2 separate regions of the Homo sapiens genome follow, and region 2 is linked to region 1. The links are chromatin contacts, found by Hi-C or POLR2A ChIA-PET in ENCODE. All regions are on one chromosome and are shown on one strand. Each heading gives the region's core, a stretch centred on a gene start or an enhancer-like site at or near the end of the contact. The rest is flanking DNA. Distances are from core to core; before and after follow the strand shown.

Region 1 (5,523 bases), core at 1,354-3,853:
CTGGGCAAAAGAGTGAAACTCCATCTCGAAGACAAAAAAACATAACTCTTGCCAGGTGCAGTAGCTCATGCCTGTAATTCTAGCACTTTGGGAGGCTGAGGCAGGTGGATCACCTGAGGTCAGGAGTTCAAGACTAGCCTGGCCAACATGAGGAAATCTTGTCTCTTCTAAAAATACAAAAACTAGCCGGGCATGTTGACGGGTGCCTGTAATCCCAGCTACTCGGGATGCTGAGGCAGGAGAATCACTTGAACCTGGGAAGCAGAGGTTGCAGTGAGCCGAGATCTTGCCACTTCACTACAGCCTGGGCGAAAGAGTGAAACTCCATCTAAAAAAAGAAAAAAAAAACACTCTTGTTCTCAGGGACCCCAAGTCACAAAAGAAAACAGACCTGGGACACAGAGGAGTAGTGAGCACAGATGAATTCAGCTTTGTGCGTGAGCCTGTTGCATATTTGTGCACCATTTGTGACTCTGTGCATGTGTGTGCGTGTGTGTGTGGCTGTGTTGACTCTGTGTATGTGCCTTTGAGCCGAGGCTGTTGAGAAAGCTTAGTGAGTGTGGACCCAGTTGGGTGGAATCGCTTATTCATTAGACACACATTTACCAAACATTCACAGGGCAGGGCCCTAGGCATAACATGGAGCCCTTGACTGATGAGGTTCTTGTTTTTGAGGGCTTCACTCTGTAATGAGGGGAGATTAGGCACTAAACAAAAAAATCCTGCTGGGTATGGTGGCTCACACATGTAATCCCAGCACTTTGGGAGGCTGAGTCGGGCGGATCACCTGAGGTCAGGAGTTCGAGACCAGCCTGGCCAATATAGTGAAACCAATAGAGTGAAACCAATATAGTGACCAGCCTGGCCAATATAGTAGTTTTGTAAAAATACAAAAAGTAGCCAGGCATGGTGGTGCACACCTGTAGTCCCTCCCAGCTACTCAGAAGGCTGAGGCAAGAGAATTGCTTGAACCCAGGAGGTGGAGGTTGCAGTGAGCCGAGATCGCGCCACTGCACTCCAGCCTGGGGGACAGAGTGAGACTGCATCTTAAAAAACAAAACAAAACAGCCGGGCGCGGTGGCTCACGCCTCTAATCCCAGCACTTTGGGAGGCCGAGGTGGGCGGATCACAAGGTCAGGAGTTCGAGACCATCCTGGCTAACACGGTGAAACCCCATCTCTACTAAAAAAATACCAAAAAAAATTAGTCGGGCGTAGGTGGTGCACGCCTGCAGTCCCAGCTACTCGCGAGGCTGAGGCAGGAGAACGGCGTAAAACCCGGGAGGTGGAGCTTGCAGTGAGCCGAGATCGCGCGCCACTGCACTCCAGCCTGGGAGACAGAGCGAGATACTGTCTCAAAAAAAAAAAAAAAAAAAAAAAAAAAACAAGAAATGCAAAAGAAACTCAGGCGACCATAGGACCACAGGGAGGGAGCGTCCTGGAAAAAGTGATATTTAAGCTGTGTTCTGAGTAACAAGCTTTAGGGCTTGGGGAAAGGGTGTTCCAGATACAAGGAGTGGCATGTGCAAAGGCTGTGGACCTGGGAGAGGACACGGGGAAAGGTTTTTCTGGAGAAGATGGCTGGATGGGGTTTTGGAAGCGGTAAGGAGAACAAACGGGGCGTTGCTTCAGTTTGAGGGATGTAGTGGGATTGGCCAGGGGAAGATTGCTGGCTTGGGCCTGCACCTGGGGACGGAGGGGCAGTTCCCAGAGGAGTCCAAGGAGCTGAAGGTGCTGCCAACTCCAGAGAGGAGTAGGGAAGCTCCGAAGAGGGGGTTTAGGGAGAGAGCTCCTGGACTGGCCTCTGGGCTGTGCTAGGGGAGAGAGAGACCCATGGAGGCCCGCGAGCCTGGGAAAGGGTCCCCAGCGTTCTCATTCCACAAAGGAATTCAATCAGAGCTCCCTCACAGGACAGAGGGAATTACGGTACATGCACTTCTCCTAAGTTGCTCATTTATTCCTCTCAAGAACTATAATACATTTCCCATTTGAAAACAAAGGAGGCTGGGCGCAGTGGCTCACGCCTGTAATCCCAGCACTTTGGGCGGCCGAGGCCGGTGGATCACAAGATCGGGAGATCGAGACCATCCTGGCTAACACAGTGAAACCCCGTCTCTACTAAAAACATATAAAAAAATTAGCCAGGCGTGGTGGCGGGCGCCTGTAGTCCCAGCTACTCGGGAGGCTGAGGCAGGAGAATGGCGTGAACCTGGAAGGCGGAACTTGCAGTGACCGGAGATCGCGCCACTGCACTCCAGCCTGGGCGACACAGCCAGACTCCGTCGTCTCAAAAAAAAAAAAAAAAAAAAAAAAAAAAAAAAGGAAGCAGAAGCTCAGAGAAGCCTAAGGGTACAGAGCGGGGAAACGTGAGAGACTGCTCTGCTCTGGATTCGAACCCAGCTCAGAGTCTAAGGCCTGGCACCTTCCCTGAGTCCCACAGCCTCCCAGCAAGCGCATGCGCCCTTTAAACTCCAGCAGCTCGCTATGGGTGGATCTGCGGCTATTATTGTTGTGTGTTCATTATCACTGCGGTGCTAAAGGACGTCCTTGATTCAGCTGGGACGCCGACCTCCCCACTGTCGGCGCGCCATCGGTCCTGAAAACTCAGGGCCCGGGCGGCCCCGCGCGGCTGCGGCGGAAAAGACAACCCCCGGGGCGCGGGGTCGGCGTGGCGGCGCCCCCTGGAGGCAGTGCTCGGCATTGCCCGACCTGGGGAGGAACGACCCTGAACGCAGCTTCCTCTGAAGCGGTGGCTGGTGGTCAGCACCGGGTAGGCCCCAATGGCTCCCAGACAGCGGTCCCAGAGGGCAGGGAGAAAGAAGGAAATAAAGAGAAGAACACTTATCAAGTGTCTCTTGTATACTGGGCAAAAGGCTGGGCATTTCCTGCACATTTTCTCATTTAACGCCCACCCAATCTCATTTCCTAGAAGCAGAATCAGGGGGCCAGGCGCGGCGGCTCACGCCTGTAATCCCAGCACTTTGGAAGGCCGAGGCGGGTGGATCACCTGAGGTCAGGAGTTTGAGACTAGCCCGGCCAACATAGTGGAACTCCGTCTCTACTAAAAATACAAAAATTAGCCTGGCGTGGTGGCAAGTGCCTGTAATCCTAGCTACTCAGGAGGCTAAGGCAGGAGAATTGCTTGAACTCGGGAGGCGGAGGTTGCAGTGAGCTGAGATCCAGCCACTGCACTCCAGCCTGGGTGACAGAGTGAGACTTTGTTTCAAAAAAAGAAAAAAAGAAGTGGCCGGGCGCTGTGGCTCACGTCTGTAATCCCAGCACTTTGGGGGGCCAAGGTGGGCAGATCACGAGGTGAGGAGATCGAGACCATCCTGGCTAACATGGTGAAACCCCATCTCTACTAAAAATACAAAAAATTAGCTGGGCGTGGTGGTGGGCGCCTGTAGTCCCAGCTACTCGAGAGTCTGAGGCAGGAGAATGGCATGAACCTGAGAGGCGGAGCTTGCAGTGAGCTGAGATGGCACCACTGCACTCCAGCCTGGGTGACAGAGCAAGACTTGGTCTCAAAAAAAAAAAAAAAAAAAAAAAAGGAAGCAGAACCAGAGAGGTTAAGTAATTTGCCCGGAGACACAAAACAAGTCTGTGGCCATGCCTGGGCCCCTTGGGGCTAAGTCTGAGGATGGAAAGGCTGCCAGATTCCCACTAGACTATAAGTCTCTGAAAGTCAAGGTTAATGACAATGATGTGGATAACACATCATTTATTCGTGGAGGCAGTGTATTGAATCTTGGGTGCCACCATTTCCTCTCTGTGTGACTTTGGTCAACTAAGTTGCATAACCTCTCCAAGCCTCAGTTTTCTCATCAGTAAATGGGCTTTATTACAGGCCCCATGTTATAGGGCTGTTCTGAAGATTTATTGCATTAAAGCAGATAAAATGCCTTCTAGCCCAGGTGCAGTGGCTCCGGCCTGTAATCCCAGCACTTTGGGAGGCCCAAGCAGGCAGATCACCTGAGGTCAGGAGTCTGAGACCAGCCTGGCCAACACGGCGAAATCTCCTCTCTACTAAAAATACAAAAATTAGCCAGGCATGGTGGTGGGTGCCTGTAATCCCAGCTAATCAGGAGGCTGAGGCAGGAGAATTGCTTGAATCCGGGAGGTGGAGGTTGCAGAGAGCCAAAATTGCGCCACTGCACTCCAGCCTGGGTGACAGAGCGAGACTCTGTCTCAAAAAAAAAAAAAAAAGACTAGTTTAGCATCTGGCTTGCAGTAGGGGCTCAAGAATATAGCTAACATCATTTACTAATTTGGCCACTATTTGTTTTTTCTTTTCATTCTTTATTCTCTTCTATTTGTCTTATTCATTACTATACTCTTCATGAACACATCATTTGGCCACTATTTGTTGAAAACCTAGGGACAAGGGACACAGCCATGAAGTCATACAGATATAGGTCTTGCTTTAATGACTTACTGTCTTTGTGTTCTTAGGGTTTAACACATTGTCTGGCCTAACAAATGGTGAAGTGAATGAATGAGCGAGTGAAAACACATGCTGTAGTCAGCCAGCCCCTGGTTGCAGCTTCAGAGAGAGGAAGCAGGAGAAAGGGGAGTTTCAAAAATAATAGTTAATTATTTCTTGTTTTTGTTTTGTTTTGAGACAGAATTTTGCTCTTGTTTCCCAGGCTGGAGTGCAATGGCACGATCTCGGCTCACTGCAACCTCCGCCTCCTGGGTTCAAGCGATTCTCCTGCCTCAGCCTCCCGAGTAGGTGGGATTACAGGCATGCACCACCATGCCCAGCTAATTTTGTATTTTTAGTAGAGACGGGGTTTCTCCATGTTGGTCAGGCTGGTCTTGAACTCCCGACCTCAGGTGATCCACCCACCTCGGCCTCCCAAAGTGCTGGGATTACAGGAGTGAGCCACCGCGCCTGGCTGTGTTATCTAATTTTACAGAGAAGAAAACAATTTCCATGAAGTGGAGTGACTTTCCTAAGGTCACACAGCAAGTAAGCGCTCCAAAGCTTGGATTCATACCCTGGCTCTCTAGAAGCAGTAGGTCAAGGCTGGGTGCGGTGGCTCATGCCTGTAATCCCAGCACTTTGGAAGGTCAAGGCTGGAGGATCGTTTGAGTTCAAGAGTTCAAGACCAGCCTGGGCAACATGGTGAGATACCCCTCTATCTGGCTGTGATCTGTACAAAAAATAAAATATTTAGCCGGGTGGGGTGGCACACACCTGTGGTCCCACTGATCATACCACTGCACTCCAGCCTGGGCAAGAGCAAGACTCTGTCTGAAAACAAAAAACAGAAGTGGTGGGTCTGAGGGCCCTGCCAGGGCATCTCTGTACCACCCTCCTCCCACCTCTAGACGGGTTGCTGGAGCTCTTGGCACAAAGAAAGTGAGCAGAGGCCAGGCGTGGTGGCTCATGCCTGTAATCCCAGCACTTTGGGAGACCCAGGAGGGCGGATTGAAGGTCAAGAGTTCACGACCAGCCTGGCCAATATGGAGAAACCCCTTCTCTACTAAAAATACAAAAATTAGCCAGGTGTGGAGGCAG
Region 2 (5,543 bases), core at 2,335-4,834, 84 kb after region 1:
CTTTTAACAAATCGTACTTTTATTTTCCTTCCAGAGTTTGCAAACACTTGATTAGGTCACTTTGATTGGACTTGTTTCTCAGGTTTCTTTAGTCACTTAATTATATTTTTTAGGTTTTTTCTTTTTTTTCTTTTTTTTTTTTTTTGATACAGGGTCTTGTTCTGTCTCCCAGGCTGGAGTACAGTGGTGTGGTCATGGCTCACTGCAGCTTCAGCCTCCTGGGCTCAAGGGATCCTCCCACCTCAGCCTCCTGAATAGCTGGGACCACCAAGTGTGCCACTATGCCTGGCTGACTTTTTTGTTTTCTGAAGAGATGGGGTCTCCCCATGTTGCCCAGGCTGGTCTCAAACTCCTGGGCTCAAGCAGTCCTCTGGCCTCTGCCTCCCAAAGTGCTGAGGTAATAGGCATGAGCCACTGTGCCTGGCCCTCCTAGGTTACTTTTACATATAGCTTTTTTATTTTATTTTCATTTATTATTTATTTATTTATTTTTGAGACAGAGTCTCGCTCTGTTGCTCAGGCTGGAGTGTGTGATCTCAGCTCACTGCAACCTCCACCTCCTGGGTTCAAGCGATTCTTCTGCCTCAGCCTCCCGAGTAGCTGAGATTATACGCGCCTGCTACCACGCCTGGCTAATTTTTTGTATTTTTAGTATAGACGGGGTTTCACTGTGTTGGCCAGGCTGGTCTGAAGCTCCTGACCTCAGGTGATCTGCCCGCATCAGCCCTCCCAAAGTGTCGAGATTACAGGCTTGAGCCACTGTGCCCGGCCTCATTTATTTTTTTAGAAATGGGTTCTCATTCACTATGTTGCCCAGGCATCCTCAAACTCCTGGGCTCAAGTGATCCTCCTGCCTTGGCCTCCTGAGTAGCTGGGACAACAGGTGCATACCACCACGCCCGGCTCCATTTAATTTAATTTAATTTGATTGATTGATTGATTGATTTGAGACAGGGTCTTGCCCTGTCCCCCAGGCTGGAGTGCAGTGGTGTAATCATGGCTCACTGCAGCTTTGAACTCCTGGGTTCAAGTGATCCTCCTTTCTCAGCCTCCCAAGTAGCTGGGACTACAGGTGCGCACTACCATGCCCAGCTAATTTGTTGTTGTTGAGACAGAGTCTTGCTCTGTTGCCCAGGCTGGAGGGCAGTGGTGCAGTCTTGGCTCGCTGCAACCTCTGCCTCCAGAGTTCAAGCGATTCTCCTGCCTGAGCCTCCTGAGTAGCTGGGATTACAGGCGCCTGCCACCATGCCTGGCTAATCTCAGCTAATTTTTAATTTTTTATAGAGATGGGGTCTTGCTATGTTGCTAGGCTGGTCTCTAACTCCTGTGGCCCCATTTTATATTGAATTTCATTCACTTCTTTTTGTAAAGTGAGATCTTTTATTATCTTCTCTGTGTTTTTGTTTTGTTTTGTTTTTTGTTGTTTTTTAATGAGTAAAGAAACAGGCTTGCTGGGTGCAGTGGCTCACGCCTGTAATCCCAGCACTTTGGGAGGCCGAGGCGGGCAGATCAGGAGGTCAAGAGATTGAGACCATCCTAGCCAACATGGTGGAACCCCATCCCTACTAAAAATACAAAAATTAGCCAGGTGTGGTGGTGGGCACCTGTAATCTGAACTACTCAGGAGGCTGAGGCAGGAGAATCGCTTGAACCCAGGAGGCAGAGGTTGCAGTGAGCCAAGATTGTGCCACTGCACTCCAGCCTGGCAACAGCGCGAGACTCTGGCTCAAAAAAAAAAAAAAAAAAAAAAGAAACAAGCATGTCCAAAAGTACTAGCTAATAAGTGTTTGAACAGAATTTTAAAGCTTTGCTCTTTCTATTATACCACGTTGTGATCTTCACTCACATTAGTGTCAAAGACAGAGAGGAGACTGATCCTAAGTTCTAGATTACTTTTCTAGGGCCTTCTATATACAGATCATGGATATTTTTGGAAAAGTTGTAAAGTGTAAACCAAGTTCGGACTGTATTATAGAGTCTAGTATTTTGCCTTTGTGGTACTCAGACTTGCTTTCTCCAGTGGGAGGTATTATTTAATTAGTTTTTGTTTTTCTTTTTTGTTTTGTTTTTGTTGTTTTTGTTTTGAGAGAGGGTTTTGCTTTGTCTCTCAGCCTGGAGTGCAGTGGCATGATCATGGCTCACTGCAGCCATGACCTTTTGGGCTCAAGCAATCCTCCTACCTCAACCTCCCACCTAGCTAGGACAACAGACATATGCCACCATGCCTGGCTAATTTTTTTTTTTAATCTTTTGTAGAGACAGGGTCTCGCTACATTGCCCAGGCTGGTCTCAAACCCCTGAGCTCAAGCTATCTTCCTGCCTCAGTCTCCCAAAGTGCTGAGATTACAGGTGTGAGCCACCGCACCCAGCCTACTTAACTAGTTTCATAACTGAGGATAGTAAAAATTTTGAATATGTTACTACTCTGTTTTGAAACAATATTTACTAAACAATGTTTATTGAGATTCCACCATAGGTACACTATATTGGGGCACATTTATTTTGAGATCAACTATCAACCTTTTTTTAAAGTTTTTAAAATTAATTTTTTGTTTGTTTGTTTTTTAGACAGTCTCACTCTGTTGCCCAGGCTGGGAGTGCAATGATGTGATCTTGGTTCACTGCAATGTCCGCCTCCCAGATTCAAACCATTCTTGTGCCTCAGCCTCCCGAGTAGGTGGGACCACGGGCGCATGGAACCATGCCTGCCTAATTTTTGTATTTTTAGTAGAGACGAGTTCTCACCATGTTGGCCAGGCTGGTCTTGAACTCCTGGATTCATCTACCTCTGCCTCCCAAAGTGCTGGGATTACAGGTGGGAGCCACTGTGCCTGGCCACTAGAATTAAATTTTTTTTTTTTTTTGAGACAGAGTCTCGCTCTGTTGCCCAGGCTGGAGTGCAGTGGCATGATCTCAGCTCACTGCAATCTCCGCCTCCTGGCTCAAGCGATTCTCCTGCCTCAGCCTCCTGAGTAGTTCGGATTACAGGTGCCTACCACCACGCCTGGCTAATTTTTGTATTTTTAGTAGAGACAGAGTTTCATCATGTTGGCCAGGCTGGTCTTGAACTCCTGACCTCAGGTGATCCGCCTACCTCGGCCTCCCAAAGTGCTGGGATTACAGGCATGAGCCACCGCGCCTGACCTTTTTCATTTCGCTCTGTTGCCTAGGGTGGAGTGCAGTGGCGCGATCTTGGCTCACTGCAACCTCCACCTCCTGGGTTCAAGCGATTCTCCTGCCTCTGCCTCCCAAGTAGCTGGGATTACAGACATGCGCCACCACGCCCGGCTAATTTTGTGTTTTTAGTAGAGACAGGGTTTTTCCATGTTGGTCAGGCTGGTCTCAAACTGCCGACCTCAACTGCCGACCTCAGATGATCCACCTGCTTCGGCCTCCCAAAGTGCTGGGGTTACAGGCATGAGCCACCGCGCCTGGCCTATAATTAAAAATTCTTTTGAAACACAGTCTTGCCCTGACACCCAGGCTAGAGTGCGGTGGTGCAATCACAGCTCACTGCAGCCTTGACTTCTGGGCTCAAGCAATCTTCCTGCCTCCTCCTCGTGAGTGGCTGGGACCACAGGCATGTGCCACCACACCCAGCTAACTTTTTTTATTTTTTTAATTTTGTGTACAGATGAGGTCTCCCTATGTTGCTCAGGCTGTTCTCAAACTCCTGGGCTCAAGCGATCCTCCCTTTGGCCTCCGGAAGTGCCAGGATTATAGGTATGAGCCACCGCACCTGGCCTTAACTATCAACCTTGAGAGCAAATGATGACACTGCACACACGTCCCTCAACAGCTGTATCTTCTGACAAATGAAAATGAAACTTAACAGCTCCCTGACCCCCTCCTGTCTCTTTTGGCTTTCTAGCATGTTAACCACATTTACAAGGCTTATTTTAAAACATATAAAGAGAGAACAAATCTTAATCATGTTTTAATTTGTATTCTCAAGGTGGGGAGAAGAATTTTCATTGTCCAAGCACCCTCAGGTATGTTTTAAAATCCAGCCATTAAGAACATGAAAAATTTCCTTACCATAAAGTTCATATATGTGACAATCAACTTCAGTTAGTTCTAACTGGTGTAAAGTGATAAGTTTTTCTCAAGCTTCTCTGACCTGTCTGGATATATTTTGTTAAAATACTGTGATTATACACACCTGATTTAGTGGATGAGGCGTCAGCATTGGGTTCTAGGGTCAAGTTTGTTCAGATTATTGTGGAATTTGAAATTCTCTTTGCCTTTTTGACCTTTATTTCTTCTCCTATAATAAAGATGTTGGACTAGATGTTCTCTATTGTGCCTTCTACTTTCTGTGTGTCTCTAGATTCTGTATTTGCCGACCTGTATGGCCTCACTCTATGGTAGGAAAATCTATTGGAACAGGAGTTGGCAGTTTTTTTCTGTAAAATGGACAGATAATAAATGTTTTAAGATTTGTGGGCCCAGAATGACAGAAGAGCAGCTACTCAGTGCTTCTGTTGTAGCACCAAAGTAGCCATAGATAATACTTAAATGAATGAGTTCACTTGTATTCTAGTAAAACTTATTTATGCCCATTGAAATTTGAATTTCTTATCATTTTCAAATGTAACAAAATGTCATTGTTTTGATTTTTTTCCCCAACCATTTAAAAATGTAAAAATCAGGGCAGGCATGGTGGCTCAGACCTGTAATCCCAGCACTTTGGGAGGCCAAGGCAGGCAGATCGCTTTAGGTCAGGAGTTTGAGACCAGCCTGGCCAACATAGTGAAACCTAGCCTCTACTAAAAATACAAAAATTAGCTGGGCGTGGTGGCACGCGCCTGTAATCCTAGCTGCTCAGGAGGCTGAGGCAGGAGAATCACTTTAACCTGGGTGGCAGAGGTTGCAGTGAGCCGAGATCATGCCACTGCACTCCAGCCTGGGTGACAGAGCGAGACTGGTCTCAAAAAAATAAAATAAAAGTAAATAAATAAAGATGTAAAAATCACTCTTACTTTATGGGACTGTACAAAAAGAGGCAATTTGGCCTGTGGGCTATATATATTTTGCTGACCCCTGTGTTTAGGCCAGATACAGACAGGTCACTTAACTACTGGGATACATTCTGAGAAATGCATCTTTAGGCGATTACATCATTGTGCAAACATCATGGAGTGTACTTACACAAACCTAGATGCTATAACCTATGCTATATGGTATAGCCTATTGCTCCTAGGCTATGAACCTGTACAGCATGTTACTATACTGAATACTATAGGCAGTTGTTACACATTGGTAAATATTTGTGTATTTATATTTCTAAATACCAAAAAAAGGTATAGTAAAAATACAGTATTATAGGCCCGGCGTGGTGGTTCACGCCTGTAATCCCCGCATTTTGGGAGGCCGAGGTGGGTGAATCACCTGAAGTCAGGAGTTCTAGACCAGCCCGGCCAACGTGGTGAAACCCCATCTCTACTAAAAATACAAAAATTAGCTGGGTGCGGTGGCGGGCGCTTGTAATCCCAGCTATTCGGGAGGCTGAGGCAGGAGAATCGCTTGAACCTGGGAGGCAG

Evidence for each region. A loop is a pair of places that touch in the nucleus more often than their neighbours do. ChIA-PET counts read pairs that join two places held with the same protein, here RNA polymerase II (POLR2A). Pooled maps may share reads with other maps.
Region 2: a loop to region 1 is called in a pooled map, with 2.1 times the contacts of the local background. The contact joins two enhancer-like sites. A Hi-C loop is called at or near these places in 2 of 50 pooled maps. POLR2A ChIA-PET finds 5 or more read pairs at or near these places in 5 of 52 experiments (AG04449, BJ, WTC11 and 2 more).

Annotation. Positions count from the first base shown.
Region 1 is chr1:32,709,496-32,715,018 of GRCh38, reverse strand. No RefSeq gene overlaps it. Among named protein-coding and RNA genes, the nearest start is that of SYNC, 9.5 kb to the right of the region's middle. RefSeq lists silencers at 397-691, 2,562-2,801. Within about 2 kb of position 2,603, at least 11 of the 41 ENCODE cell types and tissues checked have a DNase peak (open chromatin) inside an H3K27ac peak, as active enhancers do.
Region 2 is chr1:32,625,957-32,631,499 of GRCh38, reverse strand. It overlaps ZBTB8OS (zinc finger and BTB domain containing 8 opposite strand), which reads left to right. Exons shown (of 7, transcript NM_178547.5): 6 at 3,956-3,992. Among named protein-coding and RNA genes, the nearest start is that of ZBTB8OS, 22 kb to the left of the region's middle. Within about 2 kb of position 3,584, at least 4 of the 41 ENCODE cell types and tissues checked have a DNase peak (open chromatin) inside an H3K27ac peak, as active enhancers do.